4 separate regions of the Mus musculus genome follow, and all the other regions are linked to region 1. Evidence: chromatin loops called from intact Hi-C (ENCODE). Cell type or tissue: left cerebral cortex. All regions are shown on one strand. Region 1 holds the start of Creb1 (cAMP responsive element binding protein 1). Region 2 overlaps Dytn (dystrotelin). Region 3 holds the start of Mdh1b (malate dehydrogenase 1B, NAD (soluble)). Region 4 overlaps Creb1 (cAMP responsive element binding protein 1).

Region 1 (5,000 bases):
GTCATTATAAGTAGCCTGGGAAATGAGTGTCAAACAGGTAAGGGAGGACAGAATTCAAGACAGATTGTATAGTATGCTACTGCTTGTATAGAGGACGATACACATACATGTTTACTTGCATATGGACAGAGCATCTCTGAAAACATGTGGGCAACACTGGATGACACAGAATATAGGATATGTTGCTATAACTTATGTTTTACACTATAACCACAAAAATAATTAAAACACAAAACTGAAAATACAAAGACTCCTTTTCAGCTCACCAAGAGTGTTCTCTTTCCTTTGATTGTTTTCAAATGACAAATAACTGTTCCCAACAGTTCCTTAAGCATAAAACCAGTAAAATTCCTCGTTGGATTTGTTGGTCTTTCTGGCCAACTGTATTAAACACAGTAAGTTTGGAGAAATTATGACATCTTTGGGAAGTCCCAAAGGTAAGAGGTAAAAACTAAGATGAACAGTTAAACTCACCCTAGAAAAAGTACTTTCTATTTATCTCAAAACCCCCAGGAGTATATGCTATTATTTTAACTTTACAAGTGAAGAAACTGAGGCAGAGATAGCAGACAGTGTCCCATGGTCACAAAACTCCCCAAGTGCAGGCATGTGACAAGACTAGCAGTTTCAAACCCACACTCGTGATTTCCCAAACCAGATAGACGATCTTTCAATGTACTGCCCATCACTATATGTGTTAAATATTCACATCACCAGTGACTACTGTCAAGTATTCAGCGGGGCAGTCAAGTTCACACATGCATGAGGAATAAACTGCTATAATTATCTATTTTCTGATATCTATTATATTCTTAAGCTAAGATTTGAGCTCTATTTATTCAAAATAATGAAGCTACCACTAGAAGTAATACAGCAAGAAAGATGCTCACACGAATGTATAACAGGTGAGTTTATATGGCTGTATCTGCTAACGTATTTGTAATAAACATTTTATATCGTATAAGCACTGTCACAAGTAAACAATGTTCTCTATTGTTTTAAAAAAGGCATATGAGATTTAAAAAAACAAACCCAAGGGCTTTACAAGTGACAAAACTACTTCTCTAAGAAAACTAAAATCCCTATGAGTATCTGAGGGTAGGAAAAAAGAATATTATGGTCTGTTTCTTCAGGCCCTTGTGTGAAATTCTGTTCAAAAGTGTTTAACACTAGTTTTAAATTCCAAAGGAATGCTCACTTAGTATTCATTAGGTAAGTTTTTGTAAATAATTCATTAGCTTTCTAAAATACATAGGTCCATCAAAAATAAACAACTAAAGGAGAGGAAGGAGGAAGAGGAGGGAAGCACACCGTGCTAGAACTTTCACTGACCTCTGCAAGAGAGAACTGTAATTTATTGTCAGGTTCCAGGTGAATGCTTGAAAATTAATGCACACAAAAAGTGTTCCAAGTTTCACTTGCAATTGCTGAGAATCAATTTGATTCTCCATAAAAGATCCCATAAATAAAACCTAAAGTATCTTTTGGTCAACACTGAAGAAAGGACACATAGGAATTTTTTTTTATTCTCACAGGGGAAGAATCATCCTCATGTATCATCACTATTGGCTTGTAGAAAATCTTTTGAAAAAACTATTTTATCATCAACATTACCATGTATAGAGTCTTCACTGTGTGGAAACAAAATCATCTTCTCAACCCTATGGAAACAACTCCTTCTATTGCATCTTAATTTTCTTAACAATTGCAAATTGGAGTGCTAAAGACTAGCAATGTAACTTGTCAAGTTTCAGAGTCCTGACGCATAGAAAAAAAATCAAACACAATGGTTCTATTACCAATCAATATTTATTCCTAACCAAAAGCCTTGTATGGACCAATCACAATTCAATGGTACAGTAACTGGTTGTATTGTAAAAGAAACAAGCAACCCCCCCCCCCAAATATATAAAAAACTGTGCACCTTTCAAATCAACTAAAATTTTGGGCTTTGCTTTTCAATTGGGAAATGATCATCAGGGCACAAGATTTCAATAGATGGCCCAAAGGTATTTTGTGCTAGATCTTTTGAAGGCAGATGTGGTGCAAAACTGAGGCTAGGATCAAACTCTTAACTTTGAGAAGATATGGCAGGTTTAAATAGGTCATACTGCAATGCCCTTTAAAAATGTCTTTGGATCTTTAAGGTGTCAATGACTTTTGACAGTCCCCTTTGCAGATGTTCTAGGTGAAGGAAAAAAAGGAACACCACAACCCCTGCTGGCTTAAACTGCCATCAACCTCAGGCTGGGATTACCTACGGCAATATACAAATAATGGATAGTTTCAATAACTATTTTTAGAGTGAGAATTATATCAATCCTCCATTAAAGTTCAGACAGAAGCGTGTGAGGAGCATGGCAGAGGCTAAGGGGAGATACGGATGACTCAAAAAACCTTGGCAAGACTGCCTCCCTTCAAATGACAGAAAACGAAAAGTACCTTCGCTAATACTAATTTCCCCTTCGATAATTTCTAAGGGTTTCAGAATGATTGACCTCAAGTGATCATTATCTTAGTGGAAAGGGTTAAAACCGAAACTGTTTTCAAGCACCAGCTTCCCTTTTACAAGATCCCAACAGTTTCTGCAAAAAGTTATTACATGTATGTTTTCTTAGCACCTCTTTCCTTCCCAAAAGAATGCATTCCCAGGACTACTGATTCGTTCTTCATCTTCAAAGCCGAGGGGTGAGGGAAATAGTAAAAAAAAAACAAAAAACAAAAACAAACCAAACAAAACAAAAACAAAAAACCCCAAACCCTTAAAACAGCCTAGGGCAGAAAACAGCATTTTCTCCGACCGCGTGGGAGCCGGGGAGAGGGGCAAGAATAAAATACAGCACCAGAGAAAACCTTGGGTTTCGAACTTTATTGCACAAAGAGCGCTGTAGAGGAAAGCAGGTCGGACGTTGCGGCTCGCCGAGCGGGCACCGCCGCGAAGGCGGCAGCACCTTCACCTCCTCTGCCCTCAACTGTCTCCTTCTTCTTCCTCCTCCTCCACCCCCCACGGGCACCCAGGCGGCGGCCCGGGCGGCCAGCCCGGCACAGCCGGGGCGAGCGAGCGTGCGAGCAGGCGGGCGGCGGCGGCGAGGAACGGGGGGCGGCGGCGGGCGGCCTCCCCCGGGGCGGCTCCGCTCCGCGCCGGCTCCGGCTCCGCGCCCGGCACGGCCGGGCCCGGCCCGGCCCGGCGGCGGGAACGCGGGCGCCAGCTTGCCGCGGCCGGCCGCCCGCTCGCTCGCACCCCGCCCCGGCCCGGCCGCCCCCCGCCATGAGCGCCGCCGCTGGCTGCAGGCAGAGTCGCTGCCGCCCGGCCGCCGCTGGCTCCAGTCCGCCGCCATTATTCTTTGTTCGCTGCGAGCGGCGGCGGTGTTGTGGGGCTCGGGCGGAGGCTCCATCTTTACCGCGGCCCCTCCTGCGAGGGGAAGGCCCCGAGCGCGGGTGTCCGGCGCCTCCCCGGCCCCCCTCTGTCCCCCCGGCTCTCTCCGGCTCCTGCCTCCTCCTCCTGCTCCTCTTACCGGTGGTACAAGCTCCTCCGTCACTGCTTTCGTTCGCGGCCCGGATCTCGCTGGAGTTTTATTCTCTCCCCCACGTAACACACCGCGTCAAACTACACCTCCGCCGCGTCACTCACCAACACTCCGCTTCTCCCAGCCGCCCGGGCCACAGGCAGCAGCAGCCGCCGCCGACTGAGGAGCCGCAGCCAGGGAGCCAGCCAGCGCCGCCCAGTGCCGAGTGCGCAGCGGCCACTCACGGAAACAGCCGAGCTCGACCCGGAGCCGCTCGACAGGCCCCGCCCCCGCGCTACTGGCGGAACCTGCCGAAGGCCTTCGGCTACTTCCCGGCGCTGCGAAGGGGTTGACCGGGGAAGCTGGTGTAGGCGGTTTGAGACCCGCTCTGGAGGCACGATCCGAGCCTCACTGTGGCGGGTGGAGGCTTCGGACGCCAGCTGAGGAGATTTGGAGGAAGCGGGGTTTGTGTGTAGCCAGATTTGGGGTGGTGTGGGGATTCCCGGGGTGGCGGGGACTTGCTGGAAACCCCCGCGCGGTCTGATCCTGCGGCGGAAGCAGACCGCCCGGGAACTTTGACGCGCCGCGAGGGCCCAGAGCCGCGCGGACGGCGCTGGAAGGTTGGAGACGCCGGCTACCGGCCAGGGGAGTCTGCCGGGCCGGAGCTGGTTCTTTGCTGGGAAGAAAGCTATGGCACAGGTGGCATGTGGGGATTCAGCTCCGCTTTGCGGCCAGCCAGAGCCCCTAGGTACTGGGTACCGTCCTCCCTCTGAGGCTGGAGAAATGATCAGCCATGCTGCTCTCAACACTTGAAACAGATCCCCACCCTACCTGCCCGCGACATCCTGTGCTGACTTTTCTCAGCCCTTTCTGCAGCGGTGGCACGCTGCTGCGGCGTGGCTTCCACCGTTTGCACCCCAGAACTTGACAGTGTGACTTCCGTAGCCTCAAAGCTACCGCAACTGCTCTCTGAGTTGCCCCTAACCGCCAGTTCTTCACCTTTTGTTGTTGTGCCGTTCAGCCCTCTTCCTATAGTTTTGTTCCTGCTGGACGCCAGCCCTTGTTGACGTTTTATAACACTGAGCTTGCCTTCATTCCGTGTGTCCTAGCCGTTCCCGCTTTCCCAAGGACATTATACTGAAGAGTAGCTTAATTTTCTTTTGTTTCTAACCAGAACTTTTAGCATGCTAACGTCTCTTCCTCTCTTTAAGAAGACTCTTGTGGCATTGGTGAGATGAATAAAGGCCCTTGCCACCAAGCCAGATAATCTAAGGTCAATTTCGAGAACCCACGTGGTAGAAGGAGAGAACCAGCTCCCATAAGTTGTCCTTTGACCTCAGCACTTACATCACAGTAGTATGTGTGGGCAATAAATAAAATATAGAAACTTCCTCCTTAAGCTCCTTTCCGAGTTCCACCTGTCTTTTACTGTCTCTCTCCATTTGCAGTGGCTCTGAATTGTCACAGTCTTCCTGTCTATGTAGTTTTGCATCT
Region 2 (5,000 bases), 870 kb after region 1:
TGGGGAAGACAAGGCATAAGGATCAAAGGTTGTCCCTACTACAAGAATTAAGTTCTAGATAGATGGGTTCTCATTTATGTTCTATACAAAATAAGTCATAGAAGACTGAGATGAGATGGTAGAAAAAGCTTTGTTAAAATTATCAACAAACTAGTTGTATTATCCACTCAGCCGTCTTTCTTGTAACTCTGAAGGTGATTTCAGAACATGAAGGAACACACTTAAGGGTAATTAGCATACTGTCCAGACAATTCCCTGTAACTGTCAACAGTGCTGCATAGTTCATCAAATAATCCTTATTAAAAACCCTTGTCTTTTCCATCTTGTACATTGTGTAACAAAGGGGAGTGCCTTCCCACTTAAAGTGTGCTGACTAATTTTCAAAGCTACACAAAAGTTTTGCAAGGCCAAGAAGGCACCCCTTGTATGTTTGTGGGTGCTCATTCTCTACTTGAATATCACCTGTTTGCTCTCCTACTGAAAGTGGCATAAGCTGTTCTTCCATTTCAATTGGCAGATACCATTGTCTAAAGTGCCTGGACTTTGACATCTGTGAGCTGTGTTTCTTATCTGGTCTCCACAAAAATTCCCACGAGAAGTCACACACTGTGATGGAGGAATGTGTCCAGGTAACATCTAAGGCAGTGTGGAAAAAAATTCCCTGCCCCCTTACTGTCCTTACAAGACATTACATTTAAAAACCGTTCCTTCTGAGCCGAAGGAGATTGCAACCCCATAGAAAGAGCAACAATATAAACTAACTGGATTCATTGGAGCTCCCAGGGACGAAACCACCAACCAAAGAGTATACATGGATAAGTCCATGGCTCCGGCTACATATGTCGGGCATCAATGGGAGGAGAGGCCCTTGGTCCTGTGGAGGCTTGATGCACCAGTGTAGAGGAATACTAGAGGAGTGAGGCAGGAGTGAATGGGTGGGTGGGTGAGCATCCTCTTAGAAGCAAAGGAGAGAGAGAGATGGGATGGGGGCTTGCAAAGGGGAGACCAGGAAGGGGACAACATTTGAAATATACATAAATAAGATAACTAATTAAAAAGAAACTTTTCTTCTTTCAGTTAACACTTAAGACACTGGAAAGGGCCGGCTTAACCATCAACTTTTCTCAGTGTAAAAGGGCTCCCGTGTGACAGAATAGTAGTATGCACTGTAGGAAAAAAGTCATAATGACTTTTGTTGTTTTTTTTTTTTATGATTGATACATGCCATGAGATTAAACATAAATGTGCTTTGTTTACATCTCAGGTTTTTATAAATGTTTTTGGGAACAAGAAAAGGCTTAATGGGCTACATTATGACCATTGATCTCATGCTATCTACTAGGAAACATCTGTCAAAGTTACAAGGAGCAGGCATTAGCACCTGGAATGGATGAAGAAGAAGAAGGGTGTTGATTTGCTGGAGATGACACAGCAAACCTTCTGGTTGTGGTCATTCTTTGTAAAGGCTTTAATACGACTTTCCCCGAGTCCTAGATTTCAAGTATCTCTTTTCTTTCCCTTTGGAATAAAAAGGAAAAAGAACTTAACTAGGTTTTTGCTGAAAAAGTAAAACTTCACAACTCTCGATTCTTTTAAAGAAAATCATTAGTAATCAGCAAGTGCATTTAAGTCTAAGAAAAAAGAAAAATACAAAAATACAAAAGCATTTTGCTCTTCTTAGGGGGGTGGGTGGCAGTTGGGGTGCCTGAGGAGTGAGAAAACATTGTCTTTTTTAACCACTGATTTCGGGTGAATCTGTACAACGAAGTTCCTCTCAGCATCACTGTAGTGAAGGCTGCAGTTGGATTGCTTTCACCAAAGGCAGCTTCCCAGTTCTTTCCGATTCTCTCTTCAAGATCAAAGTCCATCCAGGAAAAGCAGGCGCCTGAATTTTTCCAAATACGTTTCCTCTGGAGCATACACAGCCTTGCTAAACTGCTCCAGCTTTGCCTTACTTAGTTCATTGCTTCGGAATACCTTTCTGGCCCTGGAAGCCTGCGACTTGACGGTGTTATAGTGACACCGTGTGGTCATCTTGTTAATAGACTTTTATTCTTAAGAACTGGAGTCCTCAAATTGAATATGGTTGTTTCTTTTCCCTGAAGTTGCTTAGGTGGGCAGGATGGGTGGATTTAGGGTCACCCACTACCTACTGAAATTGTATACAGTAGCAAACTGGGGAGGGTGTTCCTAGACATGAATCCACAAGTCATCACCTTATTCTTAAAGGAACCCACATCTCCAAATGTTAGCAACCATAAACTCAGTCCGATGTCCCTTCTTACAGTTTTTAGAATCCCCATTCTCTTTAAGAAGCAGTTATTTATTGACGCAGTTGGGGAATTCAGCCTGGAGAGTTGTGCTACATGCAGGTTTATACATGAAGGGTATGAGGAAATTCTAGGAGCAAGGAAGATTATTTTTCCCAACCACCAACAATAGAAGAAATAGCTAGCAAAGCTTTGATAGTGCAGCAGGTCATTACCAATGGATAAGGAAAGATCAGGCTTGAACTGATCTGATGCTCTTTAATTTTTTTTTTTACTGGCCTGATTTTATGACTTTTATTCATTTGTGTGCGGGTGTGCATGTGTGCCAACAGCCAACACGTGGAAGTCAGAGGACAAGTTGTGGACACCAGTTTTTTCTTTCCACCATATGGATAGAGGGTCAAACTCAGGTGGTCAGGTTACCCAGTGAGCCATCTTGTCTACCCCTCAAGGGCACCTTTCAATATTGTTCATTTCCACAGATGTCAGCAACAGAGAATACAAAACTCCTCTTCAGGAGTCTCAGAAACAACCTGCCTCAGAAACGCCAGAGGGTAGGAGCTGTGGGGAGACAGTGGCTGCTGGACCAGCTGGCTTCAAGGGACTCAGCTAGCCACGGGCCAGCCAGGTGCGTAGTGTGGGTGCTGCTGACACAGCCAGCATAGATTACAGCCACAGGTTTTCTCTCTTCTAAGTTTATTTTCATTACCGTATGTTAATTATATATCATGGGTTTATTATAGTATTTTCATACACTTATATATTTTACCATTATTTGCCATTTTACCTTCTCTTGTCTCCTATTCGTCCTGCTACCCCTTTCCTTTTCCAGAGTCCTCTTTCTACTTTCATATCTTCCTCCTTTCATGTTTCGTGTTTGTTTCTTTCTCACCCCCCTCCAACCTTTAACTGAATATATAAATCTCTGGGAGGTGTGGGGTCTCCAGAACCTCTCTTCCCCTGGTCACGAAATGCTGGTGGGGCCAATCCTGAGCAGGTCTCCTGTGCAGATCGTCACCGGTGGCAAGCCTGGAAGATGGTGGTCCACCCCTCCACCCCGTTCTCTTTCTTTTAGATCCTTTCTGCTTCCACTTCTGTGATATTCCCTGAACCTTGGAGGAGGAGATACACAGGCTGAGAACTCAACAGCTACTAATTCTCAGTGTTTGGATCATTCGTGAGGCCCAGCAGCAGATGTTCAGCTAAGGCCTCTATGGAGGGCAAGGATGGGAAGAGGGTAAAGATGCAATTACTTTTTACAGCCTTTAGGTTTATAGAGAACTTAGAGGCAACAGTGCCACGTAGTGGCCACGAAAGTAATTGCTCTTGCAAGGCATCAGGGGCTTAGAAGATTGTTTGAGTAACTGCTCTGCAAGTGCTATTTGCACTTCAACACCGGTGAAACCAGACTTATGCTATAGATGAAATTTCTCATTCTTCTGTTCGACTGCCCTAAATGGTAAAGCGTCCCCTGTCATTAACCTCCAAATAATCATTACATTGTGTTCTGTTGTCTTGTCTTGCTTTGCTTTTTTTGGTATGAATTCAATGTGTGACCCAGGCTAGCCTCTTAACTAACCACCCATTTTATTTCACCTACACAGTGCTGAAATTACAGATGTATTCCCACCACTTCTGATGTAAACTATAATTTTTGGGTGTGTGTGCATATATATATATGCACGCACACACACACACACACTCATATAATATGTGTACAGATGCCCATGTGTTTTGGGGCACAATCACATGTCAATATGGAGGGCAGAGGAAAACTTCAAGTGTTATTCTCTAGACACTGTCCAAATTTTTCCTTTAAAATGTTGTATTTATTTATTTGCATGTGTATGGGGTTTTGTCTGCAGTGCCATATGCATGCCCAGTGTTCATGTATTCCAGAAGGGGACATTGGATCCCATGAAACTGGTGTTGCAATGTTTGTGAGCTGCCAGGGTGCTGAGAATCGAACCCCTGTCCTCTGGAAGAACCCAGTGCTCTTAACCATTTAGCCATTTCTCCAGTGCCCCCTCCCCTTGTTTGTGATAGTTCTCTCTCAACTGGCCTGAAACTTGCCAAATAACGTTGCTGTCTATCCAGCCAATGAGCCCAAGAGCCTCTGTCTCTTTCCCAGTGCTGGGATGAAGGTACATGCCCTCACACTGGGCTATTTAAATGAGGGGTTGAAATTCAGACGGAGAGCCTCTTGTGTGTAAGGCAAGCAACTCTACCCACTGAGCTTTCCTCCAACCCCACAAGCCATCATTTTGATAGCTTGCTCGCATCCTTCTCAGGAGCATTAGCAAGTGTGCATTCTTAGAATCAGGGTGAAGGAAAATACAAACTGCTGGAGTTTGCTAGGAGCTGGAACAGACAGAGAAGCCTTGGCCTCATCCAGCAGCATGGGGCCTTTTTACTGTGACTTACTTTCTTCACCTCATTGCACAAAAGCCTGTCTTTCACTCTCTCAACATAATATTTGTGGGGACAAGATCAACAGAGGGGATTTCAAGGGCTGTACAACACTAAAATTCACTTAAACTCTTTGTATTATATCTGATCTACTCCAGGTATAATAAATATGGCTAGACCCCCAGATAGCATTATGTAGTTTTCAGCTTGGTCCGGGTATTCATGAACTCAGAAACTCTGACTGGTCACCAGTCTGGGAAAGGAATGTGCATGTTATAATTTCACAAATATGATCACAGGCAAAGAGTCCCCCTTGCTCCC
Region 3 (5,000 bases), 800 kb after region 1:
CAACCCCTTCATAATTAATCCTCACAAAACACCAGCTGCTTCTTGGACACTGACTTTAGTGTCTTTCTCAATATCTTATCTCCACGTTTTGAAGACCAAAACTAGGTTGGAAATCCCATTACACACTCTCATAAGACCCTATATTCACTCACTCATTGCACTGAGAGATCTATGTGTGCTTTGATAGCTGCACTCTTGAGTATTCAGCACAGTGCCCTCAACATAGCATGAGTCATTAATGGAATGTGGCCACCACTCCTGTAACTGCCTACAAATACATCTTCCAGTTTAGATTGTAGGGGTCATGATTATAAGAAAATATGTGTTACATCTTTTATAACAACTGGTAAATGTGGTACCTTGTACATGGTTGACATCCAATATATAATCAGTATATAAATAAAGGAATCCACTAGCTGTTAACCATTAAATCTGTTTCCTAGTCTTAATTCTACTAATAGGATTAAGGTTATGTAAAAAAACAAACAAACAAAAAATCCGCTAGTTTACCTCCCATCCATTCTCCCTTCAACTACTCAACCTTTCTCTGCATCTCTCTTCATTTCCACTTAACCCTAGAGAAGGTCGGTGGGGCAGGTTTTCACAAATTTCCAAAGCAAAAGAAATGATCTAACTTAAGATCTCCTAGCCATTAAAACATACATTCTGCTGATAGTCTTTTAAGGAAGCTATACACACCTACATCCCCTGAGCTCCTTCAAACCATGTTAAACGCAGTACAGCCACACTTAAGTCTCTTTGGACTTACCTGAATCGTCCTCAGCAAAGTCTGTACCATAAGAGTGTTCTGAGGGATTCCCAGCTTCACTATAGCATTAAGGCTGAACAAGAGGTGGTCATAGTGCATAATCTTGGCTTCTCTCATCATCTGCTCACACAGCTGGTTAAAGGCAGGGTGACTGAACATCAGCTGTCTCTCAAAGCGCCTCTTGTCTTCAGATATCCTTTTGGCAATTATCCACATTGCTAAGAAATAGTTACTACCAGGAAATGTAGGTGCTTTTGAAAATGTGTCCAGCACATCACTCAGAGAGTTACACTCCTGGGCTAGCTTTTTATAATTCACAGGGGTTGGTCTTACTTTCTTGGTGAACACATCTTCACTGGAGGTATGATGAAAGTTTATTTTCTTTAAATCATGATCAGATGTCCCATCAGAGACAAAAGAATGTTTTGCATCAAAGGACAGTCTTCTAGGACAAAGCAGCCTATCAGGTTTAAAAACGGCTGAATGGCTTATGCCTTTAGTTTGAATACAACCATCTACTGATTTAGAAATAAATATATCCTGAAAGAGGTATCTAACAGATGGTTGCAATCCCTCATCAAAAACATTTAGCCGATGGTTTCTTGGGTTCCATTTTGAATGAATAACCTCTGGTCTGCAAGTTCCCAATGGATCTATCCTCAAAGCTCTGCTTCTTGGAAGTAACGTACTGAATCGTCGGATGGTCCATAACAAGGAACGTGCTTTGCTATTCATTCTGCTATCTATTGGCACACTTTCAAATACCCAAGATGCAACGCAAGTTGCCGTCTTTCTAAAAAAGAGCACATGCTGTGGACTGTCCTGTAGAGGATAGGTAAATAAAAGAAATAATGGTTAAAAACTGTTGCTTAAATAAGGGAAATGCATCTAACAGGGGCTTGCATGGGCACCGACGAGCCGCTAGAGTTTTATATTAAAATGGAACATGTCCTCGGTATGCTTCCTCCACGTTTATTTCATCTTTGTAAAAGTACCCAGGTCAATCACTTTAGCAGTTGTGGATAAAGTAGTTTCAATCAGTCAATCAATAAATGTGGATAAAGTAGCATAGATAGGTAGGTAAACTGAGAGATAGAAATAGACAGCTAGAAAGATAGATAAGACAGACAGAAAGATAGATAAGAATGTCTTGTGTAGGTGTTCAATATCGGCTAAGGAGAACTTTGTTAACACTACTTTGGAGGCCTTCACTGAAAACTGTATCATTGATGGACACTTCAGATCATCTTGCATTGGCCAAAAGCGAACTGTTAAGAAAACGTACTCGGACAGGTCGGTCTTGGTTAGGGACGGAATTAAAGAAAAAAAGCGATGTCCTTCCCGCCTGAGAATCTACAATCAGCCAGGTTCATCAAGATCCCGGAACCGGAGTCGGTGTCTTTCCGCAAATGGGCCGCCCAGCACTGCCCTAAACTTAAGACCCAGGCCACTTCCCAAACTTTTCTCCCCTAGGTAAAAAGACAAGTACGATCCGGCCCGCGATTCCGCTTCTGCTTGCCATCCACTCACCTTCGAACAGAACCCCGTGACTACACATAGGCGCAGCCATGACAGTTCCTCCTCAAGCGGCGCGTCTGGTGACGTATTACGGATTCTTTTATAAGTCAAAAAGCATCGGTTCTCAGCGACCGCGGAGGCCATGTGCAAATAGGGAGGAAAACCTTCCAGAAAGAATAGTTTCTATTCTCTGATGAAAAGATAGAAGCGAGAGCCTTAGGAAAACACGGAGCTTATAAAGTTCATCTATTGTTGTTTATGGAAACTCAAAACATTCAAATAGTGACTTTGAACTTTTAGCCCCTGGCGGTGCAGCCTCTTTTGAACGCGCCTGCGCCAGTTTTAGTACCCGCCGCGGTTGCCAGGAAACCGTGACGCCACGGTCCCAGTTTCTAGGTCTTGCTAGAAATCATGGCCAAATTTGTGATCGCGGGTGAGTGCTTCTCTAGTAAGCCCACAGATCTCTTCCCATGGGTGGTCAGCCTTGTTAACTGGCTTCTGTTCTTCAGCCCCATCCTTTAGAAGGATCATCTCAGGCTTTCTAGGCATTCATTTAAAGACGCTTGATACACAGTGGCAATGTGTCAAAGTCAGATGAGCAATGGGGACACGTTGGGGAAAATTCCCACCTCTGCCCTTGGCCAGTTTTAATTCCCACAAAACGTATAAGGGGTACAAAACGTATAAGGAATTCCTCTGATCTGCTGTGACTAATGTAATGATGGACAACTGCACAGGCCTCGGCGGGGTTGGCGGGAAAAGGAGCATAAGGAATGGATGGAGAGAAGGAAATAACTAAGCTATTAAAGAAACCAACCTCCAGATAAAGGCAAAGAGCTAGAAGATCTGTAGTCTAATGGAGGACCTGGATGTGGGAATGTCGCAGGGCCTGGGTTAGAATTACAAAATATAAACTAGATATTTAGTTTAAACAACAACAACAACAAAAGTTTGTACTAAATCTTGAACAAAATTTAACGAATTTAGGTAAAAATAATGTCAAAGTGTCAATTCGTCTACATTTTTAATGTAGACCATCTTGACAGCTGGAAGCAACACCACTACTTACTGGAACAGGCTGTTGACTGTATCTGCTTCCTCTTCTTTCACCAAGTATCTTTTTTTTCCTTTTTATTATTATTTTTTATTAGGTATTTATTTCATTTACATTTCTAATGCTATCCCAAAAGTCCCCCACCCACCCACTCCCACTTCTTTCACCAAGTATCTTAAAAGAGCTCCCTACTGTTCTATCCTTCCTTCCACTCAGTCTGGCTTCTCCTTTGGCCTTCCTATACAAACTATTTTGGCCACAATCACTTCTTTATTACACAATTGGAATTTACCATCCCTTTGGAAGTACATCTTTTGCTTCACTATACATTCAGATAAATATTTTTTTTTTTAGCACTAGAAAACGGGATGGTGGGAATACATACAGTAAAAACTTTCAGGACACTTTGTATATAACAGTAACAGGTCAGTGTTCTGGAGGAAACAGTGGTTGTGATGGTTTGTATATTCTTGAGCCAGGGAGTGGCACCATCTGGAGGTGTGACCTGATTGGAGTAGGTGTGCCACTGTGGGTATGGGCTTAAGATCCTCACCCTAGTTGCCTAGGAGTCAGTCTTCCACTAGCAGCCTTTGGATGAAGATGTAGAACTCTCAGCTATGCCTGTACCATGTCTGCTTGGATACTGCCATGTTCCCACCTTGATGATAATGGACTGAACCTTTGAACCTGTAAGCCAGCCCCAATTAAGTGTTGTTTTTATAAGACTTGCCTTGCTCATAGTGTATGTTCACAGCAGTAAAACCCTAAGACAGTGGTATAGGGTCTACCTAGCCAAGGGCTTCCCAGAGGGAAAAGTGATTAAATAGATGCCTGAACAACTACAGTTACCAAGCAGAGAAGACTCGGGAAGAAGCAGAAAAATTTACTGTGGATAATAGGGAGTAGAGCTGGAGTGTGAGTATAAAGATCATATATGGTTGTGAATGGAAACGCAGAGCACTCAGGTAGTATCTTTGAACCCCTAGCTCTTCTGAAAGAGCCTGAGCTGCCCTTGATGGTGCAGTTGCTGGGGAAGCATGAAGCCACGGTCCCAGTATCTAGGTCTTGCTAAAGATCTTGGCCACATTTGACGATAATTGAGAGTGGTTGGTAAGCATACATTTGAAATGAGTTTAACTGGGCTGGAAGAAAGGATGTAAGGGAAGAAAGGATGTAAGCATCCTAGGCTGAGGACAAATGAGATGATTCGGATTCTTCTGAGCCACATTCAGTATGTGAGACTTTAGCAAAACTACCTAGAAGGTTATTTATAAAGGGATAAGGCCATTAAATCTGTATCTTCCCTGAGAGTTATGGATACAACAAGAGGCTGGTTAGAAGGCTGGAGCTATATCATGCAAAAAGAGCTGCTTTGTGGGGAGAAAAGCAAATAGACTGAGGAATGATCTGAAAGATGAAATATGTTGGAGAAGATGTGTAATTCACTGAATGACTATGAGAAATAAAGGAGAAGTTACACACCTAAGCTTATGGGTAACTGGGTAGACTTGGACTCATTTAAAGAACTTTTATCAGAAGAATATGTTTAATAATCTACATCTCACAGTATTCTCTCTCTCTCTCTCTCTCTCTCTCTCTCTCTCTCTCTAACAAAGTCTCACTATGTCCCCTAGCTGATTTGAACCTGGCTATGTAGAC
Region 4 (5,000 bases), 64 kb before region 1:
GCCCAAAATGATTCTTGAAACAATTCTCTTAAAACCTTTTTTCAAAATGTTCTTACCAATTTTATAGCTGCCAGAAACAAAGCAGGGGGAAAAGAGCTTGGGGTTTAGGAGTTTTTAAGTGACTGGTAACATACTCAAAAGCATCAAGCCAAACAAAACAAAAACCTAATAAAAAACTGGAAGAAAAGAGAAAACCCAGTTGTGAGTGCTGGAGTAAAACAGTCACTGAAACACCAGAAGAGATGCAGGAGAAAGCACAGCAAAGTGGAATCTCACCGGACCTCAATACGCTATAATACTCAGCATTCCTGACATACCAGCTCTCAGAGCATTTAGATGATATACTGTATGTATGTATATATGTACACATATATTACAAAATGCCACGTCCCCACCCACACTATACCATCTAAACAAGCACAGCACCTAGGACAATATGATGGTTGCTAATATGGTACTTGCTTTTGATAAAGAACTTAAATTGTATCTCATATCAATTTTTTAAATATGAACATATTGGATCTAGCCCTTTCTAAACCATTTTTCAGTTAAACACTATCAAAGCTTGAAAACTCAGAAGAGTAATATATCAAAAATAAACCTATCCCCATTTCATTTTTATTAGAGTTAATCTGCCCTATAGATAAAAGTGCCACTATATATATGCAAAGTGAGCAGTACCAAACTTCTATTCTCTAGGCAAATCAGTAGCATATGTACAGATTCCTATGACAGTTCCATTCCCTTTTGGCCAACATGAAGAGAAAACATTACCGATAATGTGGCCACATACAATTTTGGATATAAGAGTTTTTAAAAAATTATGTCATTTTCTTAATAAAGATTCTCCACATAGCTCAAAAACAAGTTTTTGTTTTTGTTTTTCTCATTCTCATGTTAAAAAAAAAATCCAGCTTGCATTAAAGAGGCTTTGATTTCTTTCTGTATGAACTGAAATTTCAAAGTCAGGTTTCACAACACCATATATTTCTCACATTATCAAGTAACTGGTGTCAAACTAGTACAGTCATGCTCCAAGCATAAAGACCCAGGCCTCTGTAAATTAATATCCATCCAACTAGGAAGTATGGCTGAGACTGCCTTGGTCTCTAAAGGGTTAAGGAGACCACCTGTTTCCTCATTATGTAGAAAACCTCGACTTTTGAAGATAGACACTTAGAGATTACAACTTCTGCACGCTAGGCAAATTTTCCACTTGTGACATTTAAAATGTTCAATCTGACATTCTGACTTAATGTGAAGTAATTCCAGTTTGTTGACAGATTTGTGATTCTGCTTCCTTTTTGTTTCACCACGTTTAGCAAATGATACATCTACTTGCTAGCACAGACAGCTTTTATGCTATCTCCTTCCCAGCAAGCTCAGCAGGACAAAGATCAAACTTTAGCCGTTTGAAAGCCTTCTGGAGAATCTGGTGAACTGTCCAGACAGAAGGATTATTACATCACTCAACTCCTAGAATCATGTCCTTCACAAACTGTTCATCCTTGAAAAAAGACAATGGTTTGTTATAAACAACGTAGAACATTTACAGATAGCAACCTAGTCTTAGCTTAGAAATGGGCCAAACAGTTCCCGCTCATACGTATACTGATATTAATATTAACTTTCTTAATATCCCAAAGCAAATATAAGACACTCTTCTGAGTCTGAGTTCTTCCTCAAACGTGAAGTAACCTAACATGCCAGCCTCCACTGTCCTCATATTTGTCTTTTAAAGAGGTAACTCTTAGATTTTATTAGGTTTAATAAAAAAAAAATGAGTTATTACTAAGTCTTATCAGAAACAATGTTACACATAAATGTAGACTATAGGTAAGGATGTAAGTAGAAACATCTTCAGAAACAGAACAGCTTTTGGATAGTTAAAGCAGTACCACCTTTTTTAGGAGAAAAAAAAAAGTGTTTGCCAAATATTGTACCATAGCACACACTCCAATGTCTGAAGGAAATTACTTTTCTTGTGTGCATTTAACACAATGTTTTAGAATCACATCCTTGTAACTTCTTTGATTTAAAAAAAAAAATCCCAAGAGATTCTCTGATAAAAATATGACTATAGAAAAGGTTGTCTATTTAGTACTTTCCATCACTTTGGCTGGACATCTTGAAAACGCTCCTGTTGGCTGCACAGTGTAAATGCAGCAGTGGACTAGGTAAATGAGTGACAGTATGAGGATTCGGAAAGCAAGGACAAAAGTCTTTATTTATTAAACACCTTATTGTATAACTCAAGGAGTTAGCTTCCTGGCCAGCACCTACTCATTAAGACTTAGTACTCACCAGAATAAGCTTTATAGTATGATTTTAACTTAACTCAAAATTCAAAACCATGCTTTCCATTCAGTTGGTTACTTCTGTTAATGTATTCAAACTGCTGAACACACAGAACTGAATGAAGAAGCAACAACTGCCCTACAGAGGAACTGTAGCCAATACCGTGCTTCTCAGCACCAAGGACAACTTGTCAGTGCTGAAGAAAGGAACATACATATAAAGTTTACTCCCAACACCACACTAATATCCTTATTTAAAGGATGTTTTTAATAGTTCGACATAATTCACAATGAAAGTGTAAAAACATTAATTTGGCAGTCAACACTTCTTCATTGCACCTTCCTTACTTTCCTGTGTGGCCCACACATTACGTCAGCTCAGCAGGCTGGGTAACTGTCCCTAAGGCAATCATGGAGCTCAACAAACCTTGAAGTCATTAATAAGAAAACAAACAAAACAAACCTAAAACAAAAATAAGAAAGCCAAGATTTCATTTTCCTCATTTCCCCCAACAATTTACAAATAAGCAAATGATTACTTCTTGAGGGTGGTGGAGACGGAGGGCAGAAGTCTCTTCATGATTCCTGGCGCTGCACATTTCTTGAGGGCAGAAGTGGAAGTAGTTTTTGGAACATTCACAGTTTAATGCAAAAGCAGAAATGAATGAAATTCTGTAGTTGCTTTCAGGCAGTTTTGCGCATAGAAAAAAAGAAATGTTTAGAAAATAAATGTTTACTTGTCTTTCTGGTTGTGGCCAAGCCAGTCCATTCTCCACCGTAACAGGAGAGAACTTAAATCCCAAATTAATCTGATTTGTGGCAGTAAAGGTCCTTAAGTGCTTTTAGCTCCTCAATCAATGTTTTGTTTTGGTTTTCAAGCACTGCCACTCTGTTCTCTAAACATTTCACATATTCTTTCTTCTTTCTACGACATTCTCTTGCTGCCTCCCTAAAAATGAAAAACACAAAAAAATTTATGTTCATAAACTCCATTCCACTAATTTTAGAACAGAATGTTTTCTAGAGAAACAGCTGAAATAAGCAAACGTTCAGTATTATACAAGAAATGCTCAGGAAATGATACTGGCATTGCCTGATGCGGCAGCACACTGGTAATGCCCCTTGCTGCTAAGCTGGACAATCTGAGCGCAGCCCCTGAACCCCACATGGCTGATGGTGAGAACCTACTGCTTCTTCTTTACTTATCTGCTCCCATGCATGTGTACACGCACTAGGTAAAAAATGTATCTTTTCCAACTACCTAAAAATAGCTCAGTAGGTAAAGTACCAACGCACAAGCAGTGGACTGGATTCAGATGCTTAGCACCCTGATAAAAGCCCACAACGGGCTCAGACAGAAGGCAGAAAGCTCCATGGAATGAACTGGCCATAAAGCCTACCTCAATCCTTGAGCTCCAGATTTAATGAAAGACTTTCAAAAATGGAAGTTGGTGGGAAGGATGGAGGCTAAGTGGAGATCTTCTCTTTTTTTCCCTCTGTCCCTCCAAATCCAATCCCGTGTCACCTGCAGAGGTTTCTTCCTTGAACACCTCTAACCTCCCTCCTCCGGCCCCCCCAACTCGTTGCCTTATCTCAGACCCCAACTCCAACAGGGACTCCCTAGGAATCTGCATGCCACTCTCACCAGGGAAACAGGCAGACTAATTTCCGATCTTCACCTATATTTTCTCTCCTCCAAAACCAATTCCCCAGTCACATCCATAGCTATGTAGATTACCTCTGAGGCCTCTGTGCCACCTCCTGCGCCCATCTCCTCACCTCTTCCTGTATTCCTCCAAGTCTGTCCCCGAGTCTCATCCCCAACTCTGTAGAAGACTACTTGTAACTTCTCACTCTGGCCTCACTCCCAGGGGTCTGAGCAGATCCTGGTGGAACACCCTGCTTTGCTCTTCCCTGTGCACCCCACCTCCAGGACCATCATAGATCAACTGTGTGTGAGATCCCAGAAGAATGTCCCACCAGACAACAAAGAGTAACAACAGAGAGTAACCACATTCTCCAAAGAACCAGAGAGCAACAGAAACCAAGGAATAAATCATGCTCACAAACACAAGATCTGATATCAACACCTAGAATTACATTCTTCTCAAACCAGATGCCTAGATGTCAGCATAAAAATAGTAACAGCTAGGACAATGTATCCAGCAGGGCTCAGCAAACTTACCAGAGCAGGCCTTGAGTATTGCAACAGAGCCGAAAACAAGAAACCGATTTTAAAATAGCCTTTATTAATATGATAGAGGGCCTTAAAGAAGAAATGAACAAATCCCTTAAAGACTCCCATGAAGTCACAACAAGCAGTGGGATGGAAGGGATAAAACAACTCAAAGTCTGAAAGTGCAAACAGAATAAAGGAACCCAAGCTGAGGACACTCTGCAAATAAAACCTTTAAAACTTGAACAGGAATCACAGAAGCAAGTCACATGAACAGAATGCAAAGATGATGAGGTAATCTCTGGTTTTGAAGACAGGACAGAAGAAATTGATCAATCAAGGAAAATGTTAAATCTAAAAATTCCTGGCAAAAGACATCCTAGAAATACGGGACACCACAAAATCTAAAAATAACAGTCGGACAGGAAGGATAAGAAACCCAGATCATTGGTTTCCATATGGGACCTGGAGTTGACCCTGTGCCAAAACTATCTGCTCCCCAGTCCCGACCCGAGAAAGCGAATCTC

What was found. Hi-C counts contacts between places; a loop is a spot of excess contacts. Peaks named below come from ENCODE experiments on the same cell type or tissue, not always from the same donor. Only the 100,000 strongest peaks of a DNase experiment are listed, where the experiment ranks them.
Region 2: a loop joins it to region 1, with 2.5 times the contacts of the local background. A loop is called at or near these places in 4 of 42 quality-filtered maps.
Region 3: a loop joins it to region 1, with 2.1 times the contacts of the local background. A loop is called at or near these places in 2 of 42 quality-filtered maps.
Region 4: a loop joins it to region 1, with 2.1 times the contacts of the local background. A loop is called at or near these places in 3 of 42 quality-filtered maps.

The regions. Positions count from the first base shown.
Region 1 is chr1:64,531,536-64,536,535 of GRCm38, reverse strand. Creb1 (cAMP responsive element binding protein 1) reads right to left here and starts at 3,732. Exons shown (of 9, transcript NM_009952.2): 1 at 3,516-3,732. In left cerebral cortex, a CTCF peak has its summit at 2,278; DNase peaks (open chromatin) are centred at 2,916 and 3,686; H3K4me3 peaks cover 3,692 bases; H3K27ac peaks cover 2,763 bases.
Region 2 is chr1:63,656,768-63,661,767 of GRCm38, reverse strand. Dytn (dystrotelin) reads left to right here. Exons shown (of 15, transcript NM_001081658.1): 9 at 518-629; 10 at 2,753-2,898. Among named protein-coding and RNA genes, the nearest start is that of Dytn, 28 kb to the left of the region's middle. In left cerebral cortex, CTCF peaks have their summits at 2,029 and 3,579; DNase peaks (open chromatin) are centred at 2,010 and 3,577.
Region 3 is chr1:63,727,991-63,732,990 of GRCm38, reverse strand. Mdh1b (malate dehydrogenase 1B, NAD (soluble)) reads left to right here and starts at 2,673. Exons shown (of 11, transcript NM_029696.4): 1 at 2,673-2,720. The coding sequence starts at 2,699. It overlaps Fastkd2 (FAST kinase domains 2), which reads right to left and starts at 2,366. Exons shown (of 12, transcript NM_172422.3): 1 at 2,300-2,366; 2 at 770-1,591. The coding sequence starts at 1,504. In left cerebral cortex, a CTCF peak has its summit at 2,575; DNase peaks (open chromatin) are centred at 2,392 and 2,619; H3K4me3 peaks cover 1,600 bases; H3K27ac peaks cover 811 bases.
Region 4 is chr1:64,595,480-64,600,479 of GRCm38, reverse strand. It overlaps Creb1 (cAMP responsive element binding protein 1), which reads right to left. Exons shown (of 9, transcript NM_009952.2): 9 at 1-3,246. The coding sequence ends at 3,102. Among named protein-coding and RNA genes, the nearest start is that of Mettl21a, 20 kb to the left of the region's middle. In left cerebral cortex, a CTCF peak has its summit at 2,135; no DNase peak of the experiment used is centred here.